2 separate regions of the Homo sapiens genome follow, and region 2 is linked to region 1. A link is a loop called in an ENCODE intact Hi-C map of the cell type or tissue named here. Cell type or tissue: A673. All regions are shown on one strand. Links, peaks and the distances in the headings refer to the core of each region. The heading gives the core; the rest is flanking DNA. Region 1 overlaps KIAA1217. Region 2 has its middle 33 kb from the start of PTF1A.

Region 1 (15,150 bases), core at 6,878-11,877:
ATTTGAAACAAAGAATATGATTTTGCTTCCTGAAGGATTAATAAGTATTACCTTGTCATATGTAAAATATCATGTATGTCAGGAAGCTTGAAAGTAAATTTAATGTCCAAGCTAATCATAGTACCTATATTTTAAAATTTGCTTCCTCTTCTTACGAGATTTTGCTTTTTGATTTTCAGTGTATCTACCTTAGGGTAGATGTCTTTTTTTTTTTTTTTTTTTTTGAGACAGAGTCTCGCTCTGTTGCCCAGGCTGGAGTGCAGTGGCGTGATCTTGGCTCACTGCAGGCTCCGCCTCCCGGGTTCACACCATTCTCCTGCCTCAGCCTCCCGAGTAGCTGGGACTACAGGCGCCCGCCATCACGCCTGGCTAAGTTTTTATATTTGTAGTAGAGATGGGGTTTCACCGTGTTAGCCAGGATGGTCTCGATCTCCTGACCTCGTGATCTACCTGCCTCGGCCTCCCAAAGTGCTGGGATTACAGGCGTGAGCCGCCGCGCCCGGCCAGGTAGATGTCTTTTTATTGCAAGTTGCCTTGAATACAACAATTAATTTATTCTTTCTCTCCTTTCTTTCTGAAACAAGAAAAGTAATGCCTTATCAACAAGTAAAATGTTGAACAGGCTTTGGCTGCCAAAATCCTCATTGGTTGAGGTCTGAGCAAGACTGCAGATGCTTTTGTAATTCAGAAAGTCAGGAATGCACTTTAAAAGGCTATAGGATAAAAGGTGTCTGTGTGAGGATTGCTGTTATTATACTGATAAAAGGAAAGAAACCTGCTTGTAGCCTTTGAAGTCTCAAGTAAAATACAACCAGCAAAACATGGTGCTAAGTACACATCTTAGAAGGCCTTCTTAACAAAAGCCATTTTTAAGCTCATCTCTGCAACCTAGGCTTCAGTGCTTTATGGAGAGGATGTGGGATCCCAAGCCACGGAATCGTACCCCTAAAACTTAATTGCATTGTTGCCAAACCAAAGAGGCTTTCCTTGCTAGCAAAGGCCCTCACCCTCAGTGAGGGTATGGGCTGTGCCATGGGAGAGCTTATGATGTCCTCATCACCCCACAGTGGAGAAGGCCACAGGGAACTGGGCAAGAGGGACTCTTGTGGGTTCCTGGGGTCACCAAGGCTCAGAGCTTATGGCCAGACCCTCCCCATACATCCTGGGAATAGCGTTCACTGTTAATTTCAAACACATTCCCCCTCCCGCCAGTCCAAAACAACCACCACTACCACCTGCCCAATTTCACTGGAATGATTTTCAAATGAAAACACACACACACACACACACACACACACACACACACACATAGTGAAAGTTCTAACTAGCTTTCTGCACCAAAGATTCTGATTTTCCTCTAGTCCTGCTCTAGGAAAGTATACCAGTGTTTGAAGAGATGGACAGAAGACAAAATTTATAATGAGAGAACTTACTGTTTTTATCAGGTTATTTTATGAAAAGCAGACTCCAATCCTGCCATGAACTCACGGTGCAACTCCATATGAAACCTTTCTGAACCTCGGTTCTCACTTTTATAAAATAATCAGAATATCTACTTGATAAAGTGAGAAGTAATTGGAAAAATGTTGCATGGGACAGCAATTGGTAAATTATAAAAGATGCCAACCATTTAGCTTTCCTTAGGTAGTAAGCTGGTGTTACTCTCAGTAGGGTGATTCTAGATGGCTCAGCTTCCTACTGTTCTTGGGAAGTCCCGTAGCTTCTGGGATCCTATGTGAGAGGAGAAGGGTACAAACAAACCTTTAATGGATCCACCATGCCTTCATCTTGGTCTTGTGAGATAGGTAAATAGTTACATCCAATTTCAAAACAGAATTTGACATCTGGAGAGGATCTGAGAGTTACTCATTCACTAAAGGGGGAAGATCACCTTCGATTTCCAACCTTAACCTTCATCCTATTCCATCTCTGAAAAACAGCATTATAATTTAAAATGCTTGTAAATGCCAAAAAAGCACTTCAAGAAAAATTTCAGATATCCAATTATTTGCTGATATGGAAAAAAAAAGAAAGAAAAGGAAAGTCAGTACTGAAGATTTATTTGTTTCAAGCAGAAGAAAAAAAGAATAGCGGGAGGGAATCCCAAACTCAGTACTACTTATGATGGGAAAATCCCACTGGGCAATGTCAAATCTCTATTCTGAAAGTAGGAATAAAGGTTAATGGCAGGGTGTGAAGTTGTAGGGAAGAGCTCACTATGCCCTTCTTTTCCCTTTCTGCATTTTAACTTAGTGCACAATACATGCGCACGGAAATAATAAAGATGCCTCTATTTTGCATGAATTTTAGGAATGTGAAAATGATTAAGAATAAAATTAAGGATAAACACTCATCAGAATTGGGATGATGTGTGACATGAAAATTCTCTTTAGTGTCTAAACTTGAACTTTAATGTTTATTTGTCTGGGCAGGAACTTTCTAAATTGAGCTTGTTACCCTAAAAAGAGATCAATGAGACTGATTATTAAGAAGGGGAAGGTAAAGAGATAAGCATGGTCACTGAAGACTGACCAATGGGAAGGAGGTCACTTTTGTACAAAGCCAGATGGCCGAACATTTCCTAAGCACAACCATTACCTAGCTGTGTGACCTTGGGCAAGTTACTTAACTTCTCTGTGCCTCAATCACCTCATTTGTAAAATGGGGATCATAGTATACCTCCCCCACAGGGTTGCTGTGAGAAGTTAATACTTGTAAGGCACTTAGAACAGTGCCTGGTGTATATAAGTTCTAAAGAAATGTGTTTATTTCCATTATGATCATTATTAAAATGTATATAAGTAAAATGATCTGGACCCAACATTGGACACATTGGAACTGAGCAAAGCAGAATGACATAGCTTTGGGATTGTCAGAATGATTCAGGCTTCTGTTTTACTGCCATGAGTATTCTGCTGGAGCAAGCTGGCAAGGATAGGATCTCTGCTTAGAGATGCCCACTTTTCAAACAATTATTCAAAGATCTCCAGCTTGTGGTTGCATTACTGCTGATTCCACAATCCAATCTGTGGAAAGCAAATTAAATATTTCGAAGCAAGCATGCAATTAGTGTTCATTTTAATACTGACTCTCATAATTTTTAGAAATGCACATATTTCAGAATGCTACAAGCACTTGGCTCTGATAGTTTTGAATCAGGGATTGGGGTAAACAGCGAAAAGTGCAGGCGTTAGTGGCTGACACTGATTAGAATGGCACTTGCAGGTGAGGGAAAGGTGCAGGATGAGGGTGCAACTCGATGCAGAAAAAGAACAGGTAGAGTACTAACTCGCTGAGACGATTCAATTTTCATCAAGTACCTTTGAATGTCAAGTTCTGCCTGAAGAGAGATCAGCATGCCCTTCAAAGCCTGTGGACCAGGAGAAAACAAGAAAAAAATAGGAAAGAAAAGGGGTGAAAACATGAAGAGAAAAAGAATAGGTTGACCAAATGGACCACCTATTTATTCATGATGAAAATGTAGCACGGTTAACTCCTCTTCCCCGAAAAGAAAGAAAAATGATGACAGTTCCATCCTTATATTTTAGAAAGACATGTTGAAGCCTTAACTAGCAATGGGTTTGCCCCAAAATACCCTGCCATAGGCGCTTCTGAATTCACCTTGTATCATTGGAGAATGTGTCATATTAATCCACCATCCCTGAGGTTGTCCCAGAGCTGCAGGGAACTTACTAGAGCCTGCCCAACCCAAATGAAATAGCTTTCTTAGCCAGAATGCAGTCTGAGGCTGCCATCTTGATTGTCACTGGCCCCGGGCTCACTGGCCACTAGATTGCTCCACGAAAGCAGGCCTGTGAGTGCAGTGCTCTCTGCCCATGCTTTGCCATGCAGGAGGGCACACCCAAGGTGAATACATGCAGGAACAGAAGATCCACACTGTAATTCAGGGCACAAATTCTAATATTTGAACCTGGTGGACCCTGGAGTGTGCCTTTGGTTTACAATGCTTACTGTGCAAGCATTTAAATATTTTAATTCTCATTGATGCCACTGACTTTATTTTTATTTTTATTTTTAGTTTTTGACACAGAATCTCACTTTGTCGCCCAGGCTGGAGTGCAGTGGCGTGATCTCAGCTCACCGCACCCTCTGCTTCCCGAGTTAAAGCGATTCTCCTGCCTCAGCCTCCGGAGTAGCTGGGATTACAGGCGCCCACCACCAAAGCTGGCTAATTTTTGTATATTTAGTAGAGATGGGGTTTAACCATGTTGGCCAGGCTGGTCTCAAACTCCTAACCTCAAGTGATCTGCCTGCTTCGGCCTCCCAAAGTGCTGGAATTACATTTGTGAGCCACTGCATCCGACTCATTTTTGAGCAACTTAACTTTTTAAAAAAACATGGCAGTGAAATATTTTTTTGTGACTTAAAAAATGAAAATTTCTATAATCCTCATGCAAGAAGAGTGACTTCCTCTTGTGCCCAATATCTGCCAGTGGGGTGCCATAGCTGCATATCTTACTGCACACGCATATACACATATCCATAAGGACTAGTAACATATAGGAGCCTCTAAGTACCGTCATGATTGAATTATACAATATCCATGATCCATATCACCATTGTGTATAGATTATATATATGTGTGTATATTACTTAGAACTTAGTCCCACACATCAGACACAAATTTCCACTAGAAGAAAAAGAACACTTGAACACAGATGGCTACACTCGAAAGCCAAAAAGCCAAACAACAGGTCTCCAGACAAAAACTGTACTAAAATATTCTACCCAAGATGCACATAGGGGTTAAAAAAATAAATAAATAAATAAAAGAACTTGAAGAGACCTTGAAGAGAAAAAGGGAGTGACACTATTAGAAAAACAATTAGCTAAAGTGACCTCATAAAAGCCCTTTTCTAGGTGAATATATTCTCACCAGAAAGGTGAGGGTTGCTTAGGGCCCTCTGATTCTCTGCTCTGAAGTTTACAGGCTTCATCAACTGTGAAAGAAATACCCTGAAGTAGACCACAAATAATAAAGCCCTGCAGATGCATGGTAAATAAAAGTGTAAGATAAAAACAGGATGATAGATTTGAAGAGCTGCTATGGACAGGGAAAAGGGGGACAAAAAAAAAGCACAGAAAATCACAGAGCGATGATAAGTAACACCGGCTGCGGGAGGAGAACCAGGACAACCACAGCCCTTCAGAGAGGACCAGGAATGGAAAGTGGTAATGGAAGAGACCGGAGTCCCAGTGAGTCTGCCAGGAGGGACAAAGAGACCTCAACCACTCTCTGCTAGGTGACCCTCATCAGAGGAACTTACAACAAAGAAAATGAAATATGGAGAAACGGGGGCAAGGAAAGTCGCTACAGCCATTGCTTTAGACAAATATCATCTGAAAGTCAAGAAAGTAGGGGAGGATGGGTGAGGTGGCTCACTCCTGTAACCCCAGCACTTTGGGAGGCTGAGACAGGAGGATCGCTTGAGGCCAGGAGTTCAAGACCAGCCTGGCCAACATAGGGAGACTCCCATTACCACAAAAGATGAAAGAAAAAATTTAGCTTGGTGTGGTGACAAGTGCCTGTAGTCCTAGCTACCGAGGGGGCTGAGGGGGGAGGACTGCTTGACCTCAGGAGGTCGAGGGTGCAGTGAGTACAGTGAGCTATGATCACACCAACGTACTCCAGCTTGGGCAACAGAGAGAAACACTGTCAAAACAAAACAAAAAAAAAAGAAAGGAAGAAAAAAGAAAGAAAGAAAGGAAGGAAGGCAGGCAGGCAAGAGAAACACACAATTGCTCAAAGCCTCCGAACTGTGGAGCAAACCCCTAGTCTACCTGTTACATCTTTTCCTGCCTTTGCTAACTAAGGTCACGGAAACCTAGAAGCTGGAAGAATCTCCCACCATCAGAGCAGGGAAGGCCCCGGGATGCTGGAGACGTAGGAAGCCCTTCTCAGAAGATGCAATGGAATAAGCTCACGAACTTTAGGCCTCAGGATCCTATAATCACACATAAGTTTTCTCAGGATTACAAAATGAACCTCACTGAGAACCTTTTTTCGCTTCTCAGTAGGTTCCATCTGTGTGGAAAGTTTTGAGCCCAACAATAAGAGCAATAAAAAAGAAAACTGGATTTTATTAGGCCTCTCACATATACCTGCTAAATCAACGTGGAGCATTTACAAGCTTGATTTACGGCTTTGACTATACGATAGAAAATTGTTCTTAAAAAATAAGAGCGGGTGGCTGGGTGCGGTGGCTCACGCCTGTAATCCCAGCACTTTGGGAGGCTGAGGCGGGTGGATCACCTGAGCTCAGGAGTTCGAGACCAGCCTGGCCAACATGGCAAAACCCCATCTTTACTAAAAATACAAAAATTAGCTGGGCGTGGTGGTGGGCGCCTGTAATCTCAGCTACTCAGGAGGCTGAGGCAGAAGAATGACTTGAACCTGGGAGGCGGAGGTTGCGGCGAGCCAAGACTGCGCCATTGCACCCTAGCCTGGGCGACAAGAGCAAAACACTGTCTCAAAAAAAAAAAAAAAGTGGATGAGACCAGAGTTGAGTGTTTTCAGTGAACTTCTGGATTATCTATGCTAATGATAATCAGTAGTTTATCACATATAAAGAGGTTAGATCAAGATTAAAAGAATGGGCCTGGTGCGGTGGCCCATGCCTGTAATCCTAGCATTTTGGGAGGCTAAGGTGGGCTGAGTGCTTGAGGTCAGGTGTGCAAAACCAGCTTGGGCAACACAATGAGACTCCATCTCTACAAAAAATACAAAAATTAGCTGGGCATAGTGGCACACGCCTGAAGTCTCAGCTACTTGGGAGGCTAAGGTGGGAGGACTGCTTGAGCCCAGGAGGTGGAGGGTGCAGTGAACTGAGATTGTGCCACTGCACGCTGCACTCCAGCTCGGTCAACAGAGTAAGACCCTGTTTCAAAAAAAAAAAAAAACAAAAACAAAACCCACAAAAAACTAAAGGAATGTTACTGAGAAAACAGGAAGACTCAACTACCTCAAGGAATGGCAAAAATAATAATACTGTAAAAATTAAACAGAAGAGCATTTATTATTTCAGAGACTCCTAATAAATTCATCAGCTATCATAAGAAAATGGCAAAAAGAAACTTCAGACATTGTTGTTGTACTAAATGGCACTTGAGATCTCTTTGAAAGGCTAAATGTGGCAGGAAGGGAAAGGGGTTCAGAGTTTCTTTCCTAATGCTGATGAGTCTGAGAAGAATTGCTCAAGAATAATAAATATTGGGTAACCACACAATGAGCAAATGTAGTGGAGAGAACCAGAAATGAATGACACACGTACAGTACTTCAAACGGTCTGAATGACAAGCGATATTTATTTTATTTCTTTTGCTATGTCTATTTCAGGGTTTTCTATAATAAATATAATTCTATAACAAGGCACAAAGAAAAGTATCAGTAAAGGAGGGAAAAAGTGAATTGTTGATCTCTAGGGAGTAACATCAGGAAACTCTGGAGGCTGCTAAAATTTAAGCACTCACCCAAAGTTCCACTTTTGTTCACAAATTAAAGATTTTCTTTTCTTCTTCTTCTTTTTTTTTAATTAAATTTGAGACAGTTTCACTCTGTCACCCAGGCTGGAGTGCAGTGGCATGATCTCAGCTCACTGTAACCTCTGCCTGGCTAATTTTTGTATTTTTAGTAGAGATAGGGTTTTGCCATGCTGGCCAGGCTGGTATCGAACTCCGGGCCTCAAGTGATCTGCCTACCCTGGCCTCTCAAAGTGCTGGGATTATAGGCGTGAGCCACCGCGCCCGGCCCAGAAATTAGAGACTTTCTGATGTCACTTTACATAGAGTCAAATTTTGACTCTCTGGAAGCAATTTAACCAGTTAGGAGACTAACCATGGTAAACGAAAATATATTCATAAAAAAATGTAAGATCTCATGAAAAGCTCTTTGTATTACAAATTGTCTCGGGTTTGTAATTGCACAGCAAATCACTGAGCCATCCAGCATATCTTCCAACATGAAGATCTAATCGCCAAAGCCTTAACTTAGATTGTTACTTATGTTTCTAAATCTGTGGAAGCACATTTCCTTTTCTTCTTCTTTTCTTTTACTGTTAATATCCTTATTCTCTATTTTACCAGTGGAGAATGTTTAGTATTAATTTCCATTTAGCTCAAGATTCAAGAAATGCAAAGTGCTATTTTTATCAAATTTCTGAAAGCCTACTGTCTTCTGCTTTGGAAGTCCCACAACAGCTCTTTAATTTCCTTAAGCCCCACTTTCCTCATCAGCAAGTTGGTGTGGCAATGGATCATAATAGGTTGCTGGGAGGATGAAGTGAGATCCAGGCATGTGAAACACTGTACACAATTCCTAACACAGACTAAGGATGCAAATGTTAGGAACTTGCAGATTTAAAAAAAATTGCATTCTCAAAAAGATGCTCTATTTTAACAAATGAACAAGAAGACAATTTTGCATATCTTTTTGATACAGCCATTCTATTTCTTTTTCTTTCTTTCTTTTTTTTTTTTTTTTTTTTTTGAGACAGAGTCTCGCTGTGTCGCCCAGGCTGGAGTGCAGTGGCCCGATCTTGCAGTGGCCCGAACCTGCAAGCTCCGCCTCCCTGGTTCACGCCATTCTCCTGCCTCAGCCTTCCGAGTAGCTGGGACTACAGGCGCCCGCCACCACGCCTGGCTAATTTTTTGTATTTTTAGTAGAGACGGGGTTTCACCATGTTAGCCCGGATGGTCTCGATCTCCTGACCTCGTGATCTTCCCGCCTCGGCCTCCCAAAGGGCTGGGATTACAGGCGTGAGCCATCGCCCCTGGCCCAGCCATTCTATTTCTAATAAAGAACCCAAGAAAATAATCTACAGTTATCTACAAGGAGGCCCTGCATGATATGGTATTTGCCCACACACAGTGGAACCAACAAAACCAGGCAACCACATGCAATGATGAAGTAGCTATCATGTAACAGGAGGGAAAGAAGTTCACACATATAATTAAGTGGATAAAATCATATTAGAAAACAATGGGCTGGGCACTGTGGCTCACACCTGTAAATTCAGCACTTTGGGAGGCCAAGGTGGGAAGATCGCTTGAGCCTAGGAGCTCAAGGCCAGCCTGCGCAACATGTTGCAACCTCATCTCTACAAATAATACAAAAATTCGCCAGGCATGGTGGCGTCTGCCTGCAGTACCAACTACTTGGGAGGCTGAGGTGGGAGGATTACCTGAGCCTGAGTAGGTTGAGGCTTCAGTGACCTGTGATTGCGCCACTACACTCCAGCCCGGGGTGACAGTGTTAGACCCTGTCTCAAAAAATAAAATAACATAAATAAGAAAAAAAAATGGCATGTGCTTGTGGCATGTGGTTTCTTTCCTTTGAGTCTATGTGCCTAGAAAAAAATAGGAGAAGGATATACACCAAAATATTAACACAAGTATTCTATGTGGGTCATGGGATTGTAAATAATTCTCCTACTCTTAGTCTATTATTTCTAACATTCCTAGAATATCCATGGTTACTTTTGTAATAAAATTTTTTTAAAAACTCCCGAGATGTAGCATTAAATTATTTGTGCTTGCTTTTCTGATTTGTTTCTACCTCCAAAAAAAAAAAACCACTTAGCATTGAAATAACTACTGATAAATTTGAAACAACAGGAGAAAAACAGGAGATTTGATTTGAGAGTTTTAAAAATGGGAAGAACAATAAAATCATATCTACATGCGTGGCCTCTTCATTCCTCGTCATTTGGCCATCATTCTGTTTCCTCACGTTGATTACGTTTCGAGTTGCACCACAAGGGGGTGCCCTGAACCTAGCGAGTATGATACAGTCTCCAGCATAATCAAAGGAGGCAGCTGAAATCCCAAATTCAAGAGGAAACAAGACACAGGTCAACTGATTGCTTTTGGTCCATCTTCATCCTCTCCAAATGCCCCCAAATGGCCCTGGTTCAAACTCGGGCTGAATGTAACCAGTCTGTGAAAAAACTGTAATGGGCTGACTGCTTGCATAGTTAAAGCCCACGATAGAAGGGAGAGGCTTGATTGCTGCAAGTCTAAGAGATTTCATAAAGTTACCACTGAGGAATAAAAAATTAGTAGCCTCATGACACAAAACTAAAGAATATAACAAGACCAAACGTTGGGAAATAGTCTTGAAAGTAATTCTATCTTGGCCGGGCGTGACAGGATCCCAGCACTTTGGGAGGCAAAGGTGGGTGGATCACTTGAGGTCAGGAGTTCAAGACCAGCCTGGCCAACATGGTGAAACCCCATCTCTACTAAAAGTACAAAGAATTAGCCGGGTATGGTGGCGTGTGCCTGTAATCCCAGCTACTCGGGAAGCTGAGGCACAAGAATCGCTTGAACCCGGGAGGTAGAGGTTGCAGTGATCCCAGATTGTGCCACTGTACTCCGGCCTGGGCGACAGAGTAAGAGTCTGTCTCAAAAAAAAAAAAAAAAAAAAAAAAGTAATTATATCCTAAAGATACACAGTCTGTCAGTAACTGGGGGAGCAAAGTAATTTCTGATTATTTGGGTTAAAAAAAAAGAGCTACTAAATTGAGAAATCTAATTGTAATATAATTCCTTTTCTAACTGTTTAAAATACTTAAAGATGGAATAAAATTACGTAGCCTTGTGAGACTTTATAAGTCACACTAAGAATTATAGTTGATATAACAATAATAAAATATAAAGCCTCAAAGACCTTCAAGGGTAAATAAACTAAAAAGCAGCAACATTTAACAAAAAAGAGTTCAGGGTGATATCCCAACAGCTTCTAATTCTAAGAATTTCTAATTTCCTAAGGAATCTTAGAATCTAAAGTAATCCTATAGTGAATATAGGATAGTGGTTGAAAGTATAATTTCTGGAAAGAGAAAGAACTGGGCGTAAGCTTCATTTTCAACACTTACTATCTGTGAGACTTTGGGCATATTACCTTAGGCATGTTTCATGTACACTTTCTTCATTCATGACATAGTAATAATGATGTTTATATTATACTTTGTTGTATGAAATAACTTGAGAAAAATGCTAAAGCCAATATCTGACATACAGTAATGCAGATTTATGAGCAATTTGAAATAATTAATATTCTCATCAAATGAAAGCTAAGTCAGGCATGGTGGCTCATGCCTGTAATCCCGACACTTTGGGAGGCCGAGGCGGGCAGATCACTTGAGGCCAGGAGTTGGAGACCAGCCTGGCCAACATGCTGAGACTCCGTATTTACAAAAAACACACAAAAAATTAATTGGGTTTTGTGGCACACGCCTGTAGTCCCAGCTACTTGGGAGGCTGAGGCACGAGAATCACTTGAGCTTAGGAGGTGGAGGTTGCAGTGAGCCAAGATAGCACCACTGCACTCCAGCCTGGGTGACAGAGTGAGACTCTATCTCAAAAAAACAAAAAAAAAAAAAAAAAGAAAGAAAGAAAGAAAAGAAAAGAAAAAAGAAAGAAAGAAAGTATTAGAATGAACAAACACATTGGCTAACTATAGGACGACTGTGATCTCATTCACAGATCTCAGGTACTATGTGGCCAATGGATATGTCTGAACTCCTGTGTGCTCCTGTTCTCATGGGTCAAAGTAAGGAGACTGATTTTTAAAAAAACAAAACAAGTACACTTTGTGTGTGTATGTGTATATATATGCATACAATGGAGTGCTGGCTTTCAAAGTAGTGAGTTTGAAGGGTGACAAGATTATTTCTATGACCTTGCCATTGCAATGCAAAAAATAAACAAACAAAAAACAAATTGCAAAGCAAACCTGTCATATACAGGGTGACTATTCAGCCAGTTTTCACTATGGCCAACCACTGTGTATGGCCACTGTCCTGACTGGACAACCCATGCCACAGCACAGTCATTGATCTTCAATTTTGTGTCTCAATATCCACCCTTCCTACTTTGATATAAGACTAAAATGATGCAATAGATTTATGAGAGCTTTGAAATAGTTAATATTCTCATACAAATGCAAGAGTGTATGAGAATGAACAAACACATTGGTTAACTATAGGAGGACTGGTATCACATTCACAAATCTCAGAGTTCTTTCCTAAGCCTCCACATTCCCAGTTAACAAAGAGTGAAATTGAAGTATCCCTGCCCGGTGTTCTACAAAGTGCCTGGGAAGAGTTGACCCAGGTCGTCTCTGCAAGTGTGACAGATACTCTTAGAACTGCCCCAACCAAGTGCAGCCCATGGACATCGGGATGACCAGTTCCTTGAGAACTCTGCTTATTTTTGCCTCCATAACATTTAAAACCCCTAGACACACTAGATACTTTACTTATTTGCTCACTTCTTATCTGTCTCCTTCCCCTTGCACCCACACACTGAAATGTAATGATCACAAAGGCATGAATATCTTCATCCACATCCACGCTGAGTTTTCACTTACAGAATGAATGAATGAAAGGCTGGAAGAAGGCATTGGTTCTTGGGAGTCTTGGCTCTGTGCAGCTTGCTTGATTTGGGGGCTTACCCCCTGACAGTAAACTACTCTTAGGGTCTGGGGAGTTTACGTGCATGGCTCAGGCAGTGGTGCCTACAGCCTCAAGCAAGCCTGCACACTTCACAGCCCTGGAACAGGCCCAATGCTCACATGGCCTCACCAGCCAACCTGCTGGGACTCACTTCCAGACACCAATCACACTCCAGCCAAGAGCATTCCAATCTATCACCCCGACTCCCCTATGCGTTATTGCTTCTTGGTCGCTCTCACACCTTGAAAGGAGGAAAATACTCATCCTATAAGGAATTTCTGTTTGGCAGGGTTTCCCTTCACAATTTTCACTAAAACGCCCCTTCCTTGGAACACGAAACTTAAGTTAAACAAAAATACTCAGAACCCCCCAAGAAAAAAAGAGCTTGCAAACCTCTGGTTTCTATTTCCCTCTCATTATTACAAAGGCTTTGTATTGTAAGACATTCCATCCTTGCTTCAATAGCTGCCTGCGGGTGTGCTGCTGCAGGGGAATTAAGCTTTGTGCTGGCATAGCAGGTGCCAGTTAACTCTTGCCCAGGCCCTAGTCCAAAGGGGCCTTGCTTTAGGAGTGGCCTTCTCAAGCTTGGGCCCGGCCAAAGGTAAGAATTTTAATAGGGAAAAGAGGTGGGATAAGACATAAGATGATTTATTGAAGCTAGTCCAGAATGCACTTCTGATTCTCCCTTTTCTTCCATAGGAAACAGGCCCAGAGTGTAGAAACTCACAGATTCTGACCAGCTTGCATCCAAAGCAAGGTGATTCGTACTACTCCAGGCCCAGGCAGCCAGCTGAGGGATGCTTCTGAGTGTCTTGTCTTCCTCTACCTACAGTGGGCAGGGGCTGGCCTTCATACAAGGTCTACCCTGAAAGTTTCCATAATGGCTGGCCGTGGTACGAGTGGGGCATCTTATCTTGCCACTCTATGAGGGAGAGGTAAGGCTCAATGATCTGGAGAGCACTGGGCTGAGAGTCTGAGACCAATTCTTAGCCCAGGCCCTGCCTCAAACTCATTGTAACTTAGGCATTTATCTGGCCCTTAATTTCCTTATGCATTAAAATGAAGACTTGGATTAAACCTTTTTGGCAAATTTTAGCTTTAAGTTGCTTTAGACACAGATGGCCTCTGTTTTAGTCCGTATCATGTTGCTATAACAGAATACCACAGTCTGGGTAATTTATAAAGAAAATAAATTCATTCCTCATGGTTCTGGATGCTGGAAGTCCAATATCAAGATGCCAGCATCTGGCGAGGGCCTTCTTGCTGTGTCATCCCATGGTGGAATTGTGGAAGGGCAAGGGAGCATGTGTGTGAGTGACAGAGGAGGGGGCCCAAACTTATTCTTTTCTTAGGAACGTGCTTCCAAGATAACAGAATTAATTCATTCCTGTGGGTTGTGCCTCATGACCTAGTCACCTCTTATAGGTCCCAACTCTCAACACTGTTGCATTCGGGATTAAGTTTCTAACACATGAACTTTGGGGGACACACTGAAACCACGGCAACCTCCTAACATCCTTGGCCACACTAGAGGTCTCCCCCACAAGGTTATTATCAAGGAAGGCCTAGACTAATGGGCAGGAGCTCTAAGTGCTTTTTGCAAATCTCTAAATACCCATGGGAAGGACCTGCGGTCAGAAGGACCTGGGTTCAAGATGTAGATTCAGCATTCGATGCTGTTTTACTTTGAATAAATTACTTAACCCAGCATCAGGCTTTGTACTGGGGCAACTAAACCATGACCCTCAATTTCTGCATCTGCAGAATGGCAATAATCATCCCACCTACTTCACAGTGGTCTCCAGGAAGCACAAATGAAGCAAACTGGTTGAAAGCACTGTTAACTATAAAGCTCTAAAAATAATAAAGCAATGATGTTATCATTAAGGAGAAGAAACTTAAGTTATGCACAAAAGAAAGAGAAGAGACCCTAAAATGTTCTGCTGCTAAAGAATGAGGACTTGCTGTCCAGGTGTGGTGGCTTAAGCCTGTAATCCCAGCACTTTGGGAGGCCGAGGCGGGTGGATCACAAAGTCAGGAGTTTGAGACCAGCCTGACCAATATAGTGAAATCCCGTCTCTACTAAAAATACAAAAATTAGCCGGGCGTGGTGGCAGACACCTGTAGTCCCAGCTAGTGGGGAGGCTGAAGCAGGAGAATGGCTTGAACCCGGGAGGTGGAGGTTGCAGTGAGCCGAGATCGGGCCACTGTACTCCAGCCTGGGAGACAGAGTGAGACTCTGTCTCAAAAAAAAAAAAAAAAAAAAAAAAAAAAAAAAAAAAAAGAGTGAGGACTTGCTATGCTCATCTCAGCCTGCTCAGCTGTGGCGACAGAAGACCTACAACACTTGGCTTCAGTTCACAAGTGCCATGAACTGAATGTGAGTGCCCCCCAACCCCAAATTTACATGTTGAAGCCCTAATCTCCAATGTGATAGTATTTGGAAGTGAGGCCTTTGGGGTGTGATTTGGTCACAAGAGTAGAGCCCTTGTGATGGGATTAGTGTCCTTCTAAAAAGAGACATGAGACAGATGCTTTCTTTCTGCCATATGAGGACACAGCAAGAAGACAGAGGTCTACCAACTAGAAAGAGGGTTGTCACCAGAACCTGACCATGCTGGCACCCTGCTCTTGGACTTCTAGCCTCCAGAACTATGAGAAATAAATCCCTGTC
Region 2 (15,150 bases), core at 5,700-10,699, 1.2 Mb after region 1:
ACCAAGAATTTTCAATATTAAACACTTAGAGAAATGAAATCTTTACTGCCGATAGGACTGGGCAGGATTTCTAAAGCTTCCTGGCTTTGTTTTGACCTGGAATTCTGTGAACTCATTGTGATAGCTCTGGCAACATCATGCTAATCACAGGCTTTGGTTGGAAGTCATATGTATCTCTGATTAACAAAGTTAGGAAAATTAGCTTTAAATGGACACATGTATAGTCTCTTAAACCTTGGGGCCCATGGGGTTCGTGGTGTTGAGGAGACTGGGGAGCACTGAAGGTTTATCATGAGGAATGTGGGTGTGCTCAGCAACCTAGAAACATACCCACACCTATCTGTTCAATCTCTCCTTCGTGGCCATTCTTCATTTTTTTAATTTTTAATTTTTTTACTTATTTTTAGAGGTGGAGTCTTGCTATGTTGCCCAGGTTGTTCTCAAACTTTTGGCTTCAAGTGACCCTCCCACCTCAGCCTCCCGGGTGGCTGGGATTCCAGATTCTTCCATGCCTGGCTCTCTTTGGCCATTCCCTACTCTCTAACACAGACTCTCAGTGATGGGTCCCGTGGAGGATGACAAATTTTACCCTTGTCCACAGGCATAGGGGCTTAGCAGGATTTGACCAGCCTGTTAGGCCAAGGCAAAAGAAAAATCAAGGGGATGGCGTGTGCCTTCTCTGTAAGAAATACATCTTGGGGGACAGAATGGATGTCACCATAGATGAAAAGAAAGACCTGTATTAATTTTCTGCAGCTTCTATAGCAAATTACCACAAATAAAACAGCACAAGTGTATTATGTTACAGGTTTTTTTGTTTGTTGGTTTTTTTGAGACAGAGTCTCACTCTGTCACCCAGGCTATAGTGCAGTGGTGCGATCTCGGCTCACTGCAACTTCTGCTTTCCATGTTCAAGTGATTCTCATGCCTCAGCCTCTAGAGCAAGTGGGATTACAGGTGTGCACCACCACGCCCAGCTAATTTTTGTATTTGGTAGAGATGGGATTTTGCCATGTTGGCCAGGCTGGCCTCAAACTCCTGAACTCAAGTGATCCACCCACCTCAGCCTTGCAAAGTGCTGGGATTACAGGCGTAAGCCTTGCACCTGGGGCCTTATGTTACAGTTTTGTAGGTTAAAAGTCTGACATGAAGGCTGGGATGCAGTGGCTCTGGCCTGTAATTGCAGCACTTTGGGAGGCCAAGGCAGGAGGATCACTTAAAGCCAGGACTTTAAGAGCAGCCTGGGCAACAACGTGAGACTCTGTCTCTACAAAAATAAATACATAAATAAACAAATAAAGGAAAATAAAAAATTATTAATTTTAGAAGTCTGACTTGGGTCTCAGTGGACTGTAACTGAGTGTTAGCAGGGCTGCCTTTCTATCTGGAGGCTCTAGGGGAGACCCATGTAGATCTGTTTCCTTGTCTTTCAGTTTCTAGAGGCCGCTCACATTCCTTGGCTTGTGGCCTCTTCCTCCATCTTCAAATCCCGGTAATACTGCATCCCTGGACTATCTCTCCCCCACTCACATCTCCTTCTTCCTCCCTTTTCCTCTTTTAAGAATGCTGTGATTTCTTAGCGCCCCCAGGATCACCCAGAATAATCTATTTTAAAGGCAGCTAACTAGCAACCTGAATTCCATCTGCAACCTTAATCTCCCTGCGCCTTGTCACCTAGCATAGTCACATGTTCCAGAGATTTGAGCGTGACCATATTTGGGGGCCATTATTCTCCCTGGCACAGACCTTGGGTAACGGGATGGTTAATTCATGTGCTGTGAGCTGCAAAAGAAAGAGAAGGCCAGGAGTGGAAGTAGGGGAGGACAGATTGAGCCTCCAGGGTATAAAAACAGCTTCCCCCACAACCCCACTTCTTCCTGGTGAGGCACAGAGCAAAAGAAGGTGAGCGAGCCCTGTAAATGATGCCGCTGCACATTGCAATCCCAGAAGCCACACCCTTGGGTTTCATGAAAAAGTTCCATGAACTTCCAGACATTTTCAGGCAACAGCTTGACTTGTTGCTGAGACACTGATATGCAGAGCGATTCTTCACGGTAGTGTATTTGAACCTTCTCTCCTTGCATCCCAGGAGAGACCTAGTCTGAATGTGGCCTCCAGGAGTGGAGGGACTAAAAACGCCAGAAGGAAGAACGAAAATGCTAGAAATCAGCCGTGTCCTAGCAGCTAAACTTGTGCCTTCTCTATACAGGTATCGGGCCTGAGCACATTACAGGCATTGCCTTAATCTTTGCAAAAGCAATCACTGTCTATTATTATCCTGATTTCGAAGTGAGGAAAAGAGAGACACCCTTGACCGTCACAGTCCTGCAGTCATGGTCAAACATGGAGGGCTGGAAAGGAGAGCTGGGCGCCTCTGGGTGTTTTGTCAGCCAATGGCTCTCTTTCTGAAGGAGGTTGCTTTTCTCTTTTTTTTTGAGATGGAGTCTCACTCTGTCACCCAGGCTGGAGTGCAGTGGTGTGATCTCAGCTCATTGCAACCTCTACCTCCCAGGTTCAAGAGATTCTCCTTCCTCAGCCTCCTAAGTAGCTGGGATTACAGGCACCTGCCTTCACACCCAGCTAATTTTTTGTATTTTTAGTAGAGATGGGGTTTCACCATGTTGGCCAGGCTGATCTTGAACTCCTGACCTCGGTGATCTGCCCACCTTCACCTCCCAAAGTGCTGGGATTACAGGTGTGAGCTGCCGAGCCCGGCCGGAGGTTGCATTTCTGTTGAATTTCCTCCACTTTTGCTCAGCAACACTAAGCGCATTTGGCTGTCGGCACACCCTCCCTGCCAGCCTGGCAAATGGAAGTGAGATGTCCTTACATTCCTAATTGAGCAGATTAAAAATGCCAGTTCCCAGGGGCTGATGGCAGAATTGCCCCCAATGCCACCTGGCCCCTTTGAGGCCCCAGTGATGCTGAAATGGGGCTGGGGGATCGGGGATGGCCAGGAGATTTAGCTCTCCTTTGTCCCCAAACTCTCTTGTTTGGGTGGGGCTGCATCTGTTGTGGGGGACGGCTGTCCTGTAATGAGGCCTGTGGCTTGGCTGTTTCAGCTCTCTGGCCTTGTTGGCACAGGACCAGCCTTTCTTGGGTGAGTGGGAGCCTCATGCCCTCTTTATGAAGGAGATTGGTCCAAATTCTTGAGATGGGCTCTCCAGACCTTTGTTCTGGGTCTTTATTTACAATTGTGGTTCTTATTGATCTCTCCTGGAATCCTCCACTACTAAGCTAAGGTGACTAACTGCTACCCACAGCAGTAGTTCAGTTTCTGCCATTTCCCATTTCAAATTATTTCATGTGTTTTGCCTCCCAGCTAAGTTTCTTTCCCTTTCCTTCCTTCCCTCCCTCCCTCCCTCCCTTCCTTCCTTCCTTCCTCTCTCTTTCTTTCTTTCCTTTTCTCTTTTTTTTTTTTTTTTGGATAGGGTCTCCCTCTGTCACCCATGCTGAAGTGCAGTGGTGTGATCATAGCTCACTGTAGTCTCAAACTCCTGAGCTCAAGTGACCCTCCCACTTTAGCCTCCCAAGTAGCTGGGACCACAGGTGCATGTGCCACCATGCCCTGCCATTTTTTTTTAATTTAATTTTTTGTAGAGACAGGGTTTCCCTGTGTTGCCTAGGCTGGTCTCAAACTCGACTTGTCAACTAGGTTTCTTGAAGGCAAGTACCATTCTCATCCTCTAATATACCTTCCTTCGGTCACCTCAGTGCTACAACCTACCAGGGACATAAATAATTGCTGGATGCAGGGGTGGGGTTGGCTGAATTATAGGAAAATTAAGTTGTTTACATTGATTTCCAATATATGTAGCTCTCTGGTAGAACTAATCAAAGCACCAGAAACTTCCGAGCAATACATATGAATCATAAAGCCATGCTTTATCAAAAATGCTTTTCCATTTCTAGATTTTATCCTTTAAAACATAAATTCATGTCAAAATTTTGTTTAGCTGCTGTGTCAGTAGATCTTTTATATCTTAAGAATTTGGTATGTTTTCTTCTTTCTGAAAATGAGAATTATTTAAATAATCCCATTGTCTTTCTGTCAGGTAGCTCAAAGGTAAAATCTAAACCTAGTCGGAGCAATAATTATACGTCACATTTTCCATTCTGTCCTCCTCAGGTTATTTTTGGTAAGGGATGGAGTGCAAATGGCAGAAGGTAAAACTGACGTTTTAGGAGGTGTTGAAAGCCAGAGATAAGGAAGCATGATTGGGAGGTGTTTAGAGATACTGTATCTGCTGCAATTTTGATTTCCTTCTCTTGAGGCTTGATTTCTGGCTCCCCCCAGCCTCATTTTCTTTTTTTGTTGGTGTGTCCTCGGGAACCCTGGCCATTTGTCACCAAGACATACCTACCCTGCCCCACGCTTCTAACCCCAAAAGCCCCAAACTAAAGAAATTTCTCACTCTAATCTCCACTGTCCCTGATGGGCACACTCCAGGGGCTGAAGTCACAGCCAGGGGACAGGGCATGGTGGCTCACACCTGTAATCTCAGCACTTTAGGAGGCCAAGGCAGGTGGATCACCTGAGGTCAGGAGTTTGAGACCAGCCTGGCCAACATGGTGAAACTCTGTTTCTACTAAAAATACAAAAATTAGCCAGGCGTTGTGGTACATGCCTGTAATCCCAGCTACTTGGGAATCTGAGGCACGAGAATCGCTTGAACCTGGGAGGCAGAGGTTGCAGTGAACCAAGATCGTGCCACTGCGCTCCAGCCTGGGTGACAGAGTCTCACTCAGTCTCAAAAAAAAAAAAAAAAAGTCACAGCCAGGCCTGAGAGCAGAAGCCCTGAGTCAAAAAATCTGAGGCCAGCTGGACTCTTCTGACACTGAATCCTTGGCAGTCACTGCGTTAAGATGTCAATTTTTCATGTTTATTTTTCCTAATAGTGAGTTTGGAGCTTTATTGACTCTCTAAAGCTCCTGACAGCCCCTGGAAGTTAAACTGCGAGAGAACAATCTTGAATTCAGTGACTTTAACTCTTTCAGCAGCTTGCCCTGAGCTTATGACATGCCAAAATCCTTCTGCAGCTCACTGGGGTCTGCTCAGCCATGTCTCTCCCATCCTGCTCTTGTGAAATGGAGTTTCGCTGACACCGCTGGCTCTTCCCTGGAGCTATGATACATTTCATCGGGTTGATTTGAGCCTGTTGTTCTAGCTGATGATGACTTTTCAACAGCTATATTGAGGTGTAATTAGCACATCATACAAATCACCTAGTTGAAGTGTAAATTTAATGACTTTGTATATTTAGTAGATTCGCAATATATTATATCCATCACCACAATCATGTTTAGAACATTTTTATTACCCTCAAAAGAAACCCCACACCTTGGCTGTCACCCCCAATCTCCTCATCCCCCCAGCTCCTGACAATCACTAATCTACTTTCCAGCTCTGTAGATTTGCCTCCTCTCGACATTTCATATAATGAGAATCATGCAGTGTGTGGTCCTATGTGACTGGCTTCTTTCACTAGCTTAATGTTTTCTAGGTTCACCCACACTGTGGATGTATCAGTACTTGATTCCTCCTTTTTTGCCAAATAATATTCCAGTCAGCAAGACCTCATTTCCCAGCAGTTAAATGTGGCTACATGACTAAGTTCTCCCCAAAGATGAGGCGTCAAGACAGTGAGTGTGCCTTCCCCATGTCTCTTTTGCCTTCCTGCTGGGTGCAGCCTGGACACAGTATGGCCCAGCCCCAGCCACACAGAGAAAAGGCCCTCAGGGATGGCAGAGCTCCACGATGGAAGATCTCAAGTCCCTGGATGACCACACGGAGCAGAGCTGCTCACTGACACAGAACACACACCCCAGACTATTACTTGAGTGAAAAACGCGTGCTTTTTGGTCTTTAAGCCATTATATTTGGAAGGGGTGTTCTCTTGTTCCAGTAGCTCAGCTTTTTGCCCTACCTAACACATTGAGGGAAGTAACATGTTACTCTAGTCAAGATTTTATTGGTTGTGAATTAATCAGCACACTTTGAGTATAGTCATTAAGCAGGTTGTGACCTGCATAACCATCCTGTCTCCATTCTCTGGTGTGGCTCTTTATGGTCTTACGGTTGTGTGCATAGGCTCTGGCATCAGGCTCCTGGGGTTCAAACCCCAGTCTCAGCTTCTACTACTCGTGTCCCTGGGCAAGTTACTTAATCCTCCTCATCCATCACCTTAGTTTTGCCAATTTAAAAATGTAGACACTTGTAGTGCCTATCCCCTGTTTCACAGCGCATTTCTGCAGATGAAATGAGTGAACACATCTAGTGCTTAGACCGAGACTGGCACCATGTAAATACCTGCTGTCTCTTAGTTCTTATTTATTATTTTACACCTTGTTCATAAAGATATCATTTATCCATAACATTGAATTACTCCTAGTGTGTGCATTGCATCCTGCTTGGTTCTGGGGCTAGGGAGAGTATTAAGACAAAATTCTTTTCTCAAGGAACTGACAGTTTAATAGGAAAGTCAGATTAAAAATAACTATGGAATTGAATTGGAGCTATAATATATTACAAAGTGTGTGCCACATAAGAGGAAAGATGTATTAGCCCCTCAGGTTGTGGGTAGAAAGGTAAGAGTGTCAAGAAAGAGGTTGGATTTTTTTTCTTTTTTTTTTTTTTTTTGAGACAGGGTCTCACTCTGTCACCCAGGCTGTAGTGCAGTGGCACGATCTCGGCTCACTGCAACCTCCACCTCCCAGGTTCAAGCGATTCTCCCACCTCAATCCCAGTTACCTCCCGAGTAACTGGGATTACAGGCACGCACCACCACGCCCAGCTAATTTTTGTATCTTCAGTAGAGACAGGGTTTCACCATGTTGGTCAGGCTGGTCTCGAACTCCTGGCCTCAGCCTGCAAAAGTGCTGGGAATACAGGCTTGAGCCACGGCGCCCAGCCAAGGATGGATATTTTAAGAACGTGGCTGAAATTCAGATACACCATTTTCCCAGCAGATCCTGGCCTTCAGAATGCCAATAATGGCAAATGCCAGTGGGCAAATGCTGTTGATCTGAACAGAGGGTCTCATAGGTCTGAAGCAGCACAGAACCAGGGAGGATGTGTTCGTCTAGAAACTTCCTAGCAGAGCTAACCCCCATCACAGCATAAGAAGAAACAGTCGGGCGCAGTGTCTCACGCCTGTAATCCCAGCACTTTGGGAGGCCGAGGTGGGCGAATCACAAGGTCAGGAGATCGAGACCAGCCTGGCTAACATGGTGAAACCCCGTCTCTACTAAAAATACAAAAAAATTAGCCGGGCGTGTTGGCAGGCGCCTGTGGTCCCAGCTACTCGTGGTCCCAGCTACTCGCAGTCCCAGCTACTCGGGAGGCTGAGGCAGGAGAATGGCGTGAACCCGGGAGGCGGAGCTTGCAGTGAGCCGAGATCGCGCCACTGCACTCCAGCCTGGGCGACAGAGCCAGACTCCGTCTCAAAAAAATAAATAAATAAATAAATAAAAATAAAAAATGAAAGAAGAAACAGTCACTGTCAAGGCTCCTTTGAAAGCAGATGCTTGAAATGTTCGTTGAAAATAGGAGAAAAGTGATCTGTTCAGTTGGGTAAGTTGTTTAGAATCCTAATTGGTTCTCGAATTCTCTCCCATCCCCTGGCAGGTCACTGTACTTGACCGGATTTTTTTCTCACTGTGTGTCCGCCGTTTCACTTTTTTTCCTAAGCCAAGATCTCTTTAATTATTCTATTCCCTATTAAGTGGGCAATTTTCACACTGTTAAAATACCTCGCCACAGCAGTATTATTTGTTTGTTCATAGTCTGTGGGCTAAGAAAATACGGAATGTGCATTTCTGGTGCTAGGATTACTTCTAATTTTTTAAGTGTCTCGGGTGGTGGGAGGGGAGGGAAGGGTGTTCAATGGGTTTGATTAAGCAGCTTCCCAAAGAGGAAAAGCAAAGCAGCAGTGAATGAAGGGTTCTAAAGCAGTCATTTGGCTCCCTCTGGTGGGCTCTTGCAGAACTCATCCCCCCCTCATAAACAATCCTGTCGCGCATCAACTCACTTATTTGGAAAATAGAAAAATGCAACGAAACAGTCTGTTAACACAAATCCTTGGCTAAATTCCAAGGATGAAGGAATTGACTGAGGACTTTAGGTCAATTTAGGCAGAGCTAAAGCAAAATTCAAGAGATACAATTGATTCAGTTCCACTCTATGCAAAATAGATATGGCATTTTAGCAATATTTGTATATTAATTTTGGTAGCTACCATTTTTCTTCCATAGTGCCTTAGTCTACAACACAAAGTCCATTCAATACATGTCAGGATCTTGCCTTCCCCCACCACCCCCCACAATTGCTCAAAAGACTTGTAAAGGTGAAGGTCGCCCTCTAATGGTTTGGATGAGTCACACATGTGAAATTTTTTGTCTTAGTTTAGACACCTCAAACAGAATCTACCGTTTAGAATTCGAGAACCCTCCTCCCACCGCTAATATTAGTTGCACATTTCTAGTTGGTTGATAAGGGATATTTAATAATTTTAAAACCACATTAAGTTAATGCATACTTTGCATTCCAACTCTGTGTGTGTGTGCGCGCGCGTGTGTGTGAAATTTCTAAACTACAGCTGGTCGGTGGGGTATGGATCACTGAGGTTTACCTGCCCTTGCTGTGGGAGGCGACAGGGGCTTTGCAGCTCAGCCCTGTCCTGACACAAGAATGCTGTGCCTCTCAGGTGTCTAGGGAGCCCACCCCCTGGACAACAGAAGCAAGTGTAGCAAGATCCCCCAAAGCTCCTGGGTGCTTATTTCCACCTGCGGGACCCTCTTCAGCCCCCAGGACTCTGCCCTCCCCGGTTGACCAGAGGACATTTCCTGCCTGCCTTTTTACGACGCTGCATAATTAATTACACGGGACCATCCGGTGCCTGGAGCTCACCGCTCATTATGATGACAGAGTCATGGGCCGTCAGGCAGGGGCATTTGTTTTTGGACGCACTTGGCTGCCCATAGTCCTTGACTCTAGTGTGCTTAGTGTGGCGGTGCAGTGAGGGCGTTCAGAGGCTGAGTTCTGCTGATTGCAGCAAGATGGACCATTCGCATCAGCTCAAGGTCATCTCGTGGGTGACCTCGCAAACCCAACCACCTGAGAGTTGGTCGCTCACGTTTAATGTAGTTCTTCCATTTTTAAAAATGTTTTGAAAGTACCTATCATGCACAAGGCCTTGTGCTGGACACTGCAGGAAGTTAAGATCAGTAAAAAGTCCCTAGTGGTAAGGAGTTTCCTTTCTAGTCTGGTAGAGAAGACAGGTTGTGCATTAAAGGCAAAATCCTTTGATCCACACAAAAGAAGTGCGCAGACCTGCACAGCACTGCTGTTTTGCTGTATTGAATTGTTCACAGGCCTGTGATTCCTAAATGAAAGATATTTTAATAGCTAGTTGGTTTCTTTCCCTTTCTTTCTCTCCCCTCATCCCTCCCTGCTTCCTTTCTATTTTTCTTCCTCCCTCTTTTCCTCCTTTCCTCTCTTTTTGTTTTTTCTCTTCCTTCCATCCTCCCTCCCTTCCTCTCTTCCTTCCTGTCTTCCTTATTTCCTTCCTTCCTGTCTTCCTTATTTCCTTCCTTCCTGTCTTCCTTAATTCCTTCCTTCCTGCCTCCCGCTCCTTCTCCCTTTCTTCCCTCCCTCTCTTTCCTTCTCCTTTCCTTTCTTTCCTTCTCCCTTCCTTTCTTTCCTTCTCCTTTCCTTTCTTTCCTCCCTTCTCCTTCCCTCCTTTTCCTTCTTCTTTCCTTCCTTCCATCCTCTCTCTCTTTCTTTTCAACAGGCACAGTGCCTGGCACGCTGTAAGCTTGTATTGACCAGAACAAATACATAGGAGGAAAATGGGGTTGGCTCTGGAGAAGGGCCGGCTCACACGTGCAGTGTGGGTGGAGGAAGTGGTGAAGGTGGGCGTCATCATCAGCACCGCACAGCCGAGTGATTGGGAATGCTCCTAATTAGGTCACAAAGGCCCCTCCAGATTTCTCTCGTTCCTACCCTCTGCGACTTTCCTGTTCCATGCAGTCTAGCCCAGCAGATGGATCGTTCTCATCTTGGTTTTTTTTTTTACATTGATTCCAGTTTGGTGCCGTTATGAATATGACGCTGCTATGACCTTTCTTGTTGTGTCTTGGTGCACATAGAGACAAATATTTGTGAGATATTTATCCAGAAGTAGGATGCATAGGTCCTAGGATCTGGGTACATTCAGCTTTGGTGGCTGGTACTTGTTCTGGTGGTCTATTGCTACCTAACAAATCACCCCAACATTCTGTGGTTTAAAACCACCACCATTTTATTACATCTATTCTGTGGGCTACAAATTCAGGCAGGCTCAGCTGAGCAGTTCCTCTCTCCCCTTGGCTCAGACTAAGATCATTTAAGTATTTGGCTATCAAGTGATCTGGAGGGTACCAGATGGCTTCACCCACACACCTGGTGCCTCAGCGGGGACAGCTGTGAGGCTGGGCTCAGCTGGAACTGCCGAGATCGTCCTCCATGAAGCCTCTCCAGCGTGGCCATCTCAGGATGGTGGGGCACCTTACAGCATAGCTGGCTCCCCCTGGAGCAAGTGTTCAAGAAGATGGAGGGGGAAGCCACAAGGCTGCTGCTGACCGAGCCTCAGAAGGCTTGCAGCGTCACCTCCGCCACGTTCTGCTTGTCACACAAGTCACCTAGGCCAGCTCAGATTCACAGGAATGAGAATTAGACTCTGCCTAATTCCAAATAGGAGAAGGAAAAAAGGATTTGTGGCAACCCTAATACTTCCCCAAGGTGGTCATGCCAATTTCCACACACGCCTGTAATTTATGGGACTGTGAGGGTGAGATTTTTTGTTTGTTTGTTTTTGTGAGACAGGGTCTCTCTCTGTCACCCAGGCTGGAGTGCAGTGGTGTGATTATAGCTCACTGCAGCCTCAATCTCCTGAGCTCAAGCAATCCTCCCATCTCTCAGCCTCCCAAGTAGCTGGGTCTACAGGTGCGCACCACCACACCCAGCAAATTCTGTGTATTTTTTGTAGAGATGGGGTTTCAACACATTGCTCAGGCTGGTCTCGAATTCAAGGGCTCAAACAATCTACTTGCTTTGCCCTCCCAAAGTGCTGCAATTACAGGCATGAGTCACCGTGCCTGGCTAGGGTGAGATTTGTAATAGGAACTTCTGTTGTAATGAACAAAGCCGTTTGCACGCCTCTGGAACCCCTGTCCTCTTTCCTTCCATCAGCTACAGAACAGACCTGCTTTCACTGCTTCTCAAGAATCTGCCTCAACCTCAACACGGTGAAACTTGAGGCGATTGAGTTACTTGGCTTAACTTCCTACCTCCTTGCCAACACATTCATCAGTTCCACATCCTCACCTCGTTCCTTCCCTCCCAGCTCAGGAGAATAAACCTCTGTTCCTCTCCAAGGCCAGTCCCTGACCCCGGCTTCAGCCTCCCCAAGCCCGACTCTGGCCCACCCACTCCCATCTTTCCTCAACCTTCAGTCTTTCCCCCTCTACTGCTTCTTTTCTCTCCAATGCAACCTTTAATGGGACTGTTTTAAAAAATTATCAAAAACTTAGACATATTCAGCTGTTTGCCCTTTTAATGTATTTTTAGCGATCAACTCTGAACTGTGAAGTTGATCTCAAATCCAACAGAGGGAAGGGCCCTAAGAGAAAAGAAGGGGGTGAGGGAGATATTTTAAGTAAAAAAAAAAGTATATAAAATATCTATTATATATATCATATTATATATAATATCTATCATATATCATATTATATATAATATCTATCATATATCATATATATAATATCTATCATATATCATATTATATATAATATCTATCATATATCATATTATATATAATATCTATCATATATTATATATAATATCTATCATATATTATATATAATATCTTATTTATTTTTTTATTTTTTTATTATTATACTTTAAGTTTTAGGGTACATGTGCACATTGTGCAGGTTAGTTACATACGTATACATGTGCCATGCTGGTGTGCTGCACCCACTAACTTGTCATCTAGCATTAGGTATATCTCCCAATGCTATCCCTCCCCCCTCCCCCCACCCCACAACAGTCCCCAGAGTGTGATGTTCACCTTCCTGTGTCCATGTGATCTCATTGTTCAATTCCCACCTATGAGTGAGAATATGCGGTGTTTGGTTTTTTGTTCTTGCGATAGTTTACTGAGAATGATGATTTCCAATTTCATCCATGTCCCTACAAAGGACATGAACTCATCATTTTTTATGGCTGCATAGTATTCCATGGTGTATATGTGCCACATTTTCTTAATCCAGTCTATCATTGTTGGACATTTGGGTTGGTTCCAAGTCTTTGCTATTGTGAATAATGCCGCAATAAACATACGTGTGCATGTGTCTTTATAGCAGCATGATTTATAGTCCTTTGGGTATATACCCAGTAATGGGATGGCTGGGTCAAATGGTATTTCTAGTTCTAGATCCCTGAGGAATCGCCACACTGACTTCCACAATGGTTGAACTAGTTTACAGTCCCACCAACAGTGTAAAAGTGTTCCTATTTCTCCACATCCTCTCCAGCACTTGTTGTTTCCTGACTTTTTAATGATTGCCATTCTAACTGGTGTGAGATGGTATCTCATTGTGGTTTTGATTTGCATTTCTCTGATGGCCAGTGATGGTGAGCATTTTTTCATGTGTTTTTTGGCTGCATAAATGTCTTCTTTTGAGAAGTGTCTGTTCATGTCCTTCGCCCACTTTTTGATGGGGTTGTTTGTTTTTTTCTTGTAAATTTGTTTGAGTTCTTTGTAGATTATGGATATTAGCCCTTTGTCAGATGAGTAGGTTGCGAAAATTTTCTCCCATTTTGTAGGTTGCCTGTTCACTCTGATGGTAGTTTCTTTTGCGTGCAGAAGCTCTTTAGTTTAGTTAGATCCCATTTGTCAATTTTGGCTTTGGTTGCCATTGCTTTTGGTGTTTTAGACATGAAGTCCTTGCCCATGCCTATGTCCTGAATGGTAATGCCTAGGTTTTCTTCTAGGGTTTTTATGGTTTTAGGCCTAACGTTTAAGTCTTTAATCCATCTTGAATTGATTTTTATATAAGGTGTAAGGAAGGGATCCAGTTTCAGCTTTCTACATATGGCTAGCCAGTTTTCCCAGCACCATTTGTTAAATAGGGAATCCTTTCCCCATTGCTTGTTTTTCTCAGGTTTGTCAAAGATCAGATAGTTGTAGATATGCGGTGTTATTTCTGAGGGCTCTGTTCTGTTCCATTGATCTATATCTCTGTTTTGGTACCAGTACCATGCTGTTTTGGTTACTGTAGCCTTGTAGTATAGTTTGAAGTCAGGTAGTGTGATGCCTCCAGCTTTGTTCTTTTGGCTTAGGATTGACTTGGCGATGCGGGCTCTTTTTTGGTTCCATATGAACTTTAAAGTAGTTTTTTCCAATTCTGTGAAGAAAGGCATTGGTAGCTTGATGGAGATGGCATTGAATCTGTAAATTACCTTGGGCAGTATGGCCATTTTCACGATATTGATTCTTCCTACCCATGAGCATGGAATGTTCTTCCATTTGTTTGTATCCTCTTTTATTTCCTTGAGCAGCGGTTTGTAGTTCTCCTTGAAGAGGTCCTTCACATCCCTTGTAAGTTGGATTCCTAGGTATTTTATTCTCTTTGAAGCAATTGTGAATGGGAGTTCACTCATGATTTGGCTCTCTGTTTGTCTGTTGTTGGTGTATAGGAATGCTTGTGATTTTTGCACATTGATTTTGTATCCTGAGACTTTGCTGAAGTTGCTTATCAGCTTAAGGAGATTTTGGGCTGAGACGATGGGGTTTTCTAGATATACAATCATGTCATATCTATCATATATAGATATATCTATATATGATATATATAGCAATAGATATATATAGATATATATAATATATGATTCTATCATATATTATATTTTATATATCTATCATATATTATATTTTATATATCTATCATATATTATGTTATATATAATATCTATCATATATTATGTTATATATAATATCTATCATATATTATATTATAAATATCTATCATATACTATATTATATAATATCCATCATATACTATATTATATATAATATCTATCATATATTATATTATATAATATCTATCATATACTATATTATATATAATATCTATCATATACTATATTATATATAATATCTATCATATACTATATTATATATAATATCTATCATATATTACATATAATATCTATCATATATTACATATAATATCTATCATATATTACATATAATATCTATCATATATTACATATAATATCTATCATATATTATATATAATATCTAGCATATCTTATATATAATATCTAGCATATATTACATATCATATTATATATAATATCTAAGTGTATGTGTATATATATGGGTTTTTTTTTACAACCTATTTTCTTTTTTTTTTTCTTTTTGAGTTTAAGACTGAGTCTTGCTCTGTCACCCAGGCTGGAGTGCAGTGGTGCAATCTCAGCTCACTGCAACCTCTGCCTCCCGGGTTCAAGAAATTCTTGTGCCTCAGCCTCCCAAGAAGCTGGGATTACAGGCGCATGCCACCACACCTGGCTAATTTTTGTATTTTTAGTAGAGACAGGGTTTTGCCATGTTACCTAGTCTTGTCTTGAACTCCTGGCTTCAAGCAATCTACCCACCTCAGCCTCCCAAAGTGCTGGGATTACAGGCATGAGCCACCACACCCAGCCTACAACCAATTTTCTTCCAAAGGGTCTTGAAAAAGGGAAACTTTTTTAAAAAGTTTATCAAAATATGAGTCCTAGTACTTTTTGTTATTGTAACCATAAAGAAAAGGGCTGCCAGTGATGAACAAGTCTAGTGGTTTACAGGTTTTTAGAACACATTCCTAGATATTCTAACATTAGTGAGATAGGATCAAGAAGAATCTCCAGAAATCTTGTTGGCTGTATTCCTACATTTGGATAATCTTCTGGAAACCCAGGTGATTTATCCTCAATGGAAAACTGTATTTATTGCTTCTGGGGAAATGTATTTGTTGTTCATCTCAGTGACAAAAAATCCAGGAGTCATTCCAAAATGAAACAGAATAAGCAAAAGAAATGGGAGAGAGTCTCATGGAAAA

The links. Peaks named below come from ENCODE experiments on the same cell type or tissue, not always from the same donor. Only the 100,000 strongest peaks of a DNase experiment are listed, where the experiment ranks them.
Region 2: a loop joins it to region 1, with 4 times the contacts of the local background. A loop is called at or near these places in 9 of 110 quality-filtered maps.

What each region holds. Positions count from the first base shown.
Region 1 is chr10:24,355,339-24,370,488 of GRCh38, reverse strand. The region is part of intron 2 of KIAA1217; the gene reads right to left. Among named protein-coding and RNA genes, the nearest start is that of MIR603, 87 kb to the right of the region's middle. RefSeq lists enhancers at 9,811-9,870, 9,901-9,980. In A673, for the core only: a CTCF peak has its summit at 9,770 (motif pointing right); DNase peaks (open chromatin) are centred at 7,228 and 9,778; H3K27ac peaks cover 2,527 bases.
Region 2 is chr10:23,151,385-23,166,534 of GRCh38, reverse strand. No RefSeq gene overlaps it. Among named protein-coding and RNA genes, the nearest start is that of PTF1A, 33 kb to the left of the region's middle. RefSeq lists an enhancer at 9,061-9,250. In A673, for the core only: a CTCF peak has its summit at 8,028; DNase peaks (open chromatin) are centred at 7,954 and 8,334; H3K4me3 peaks cover 834 bases.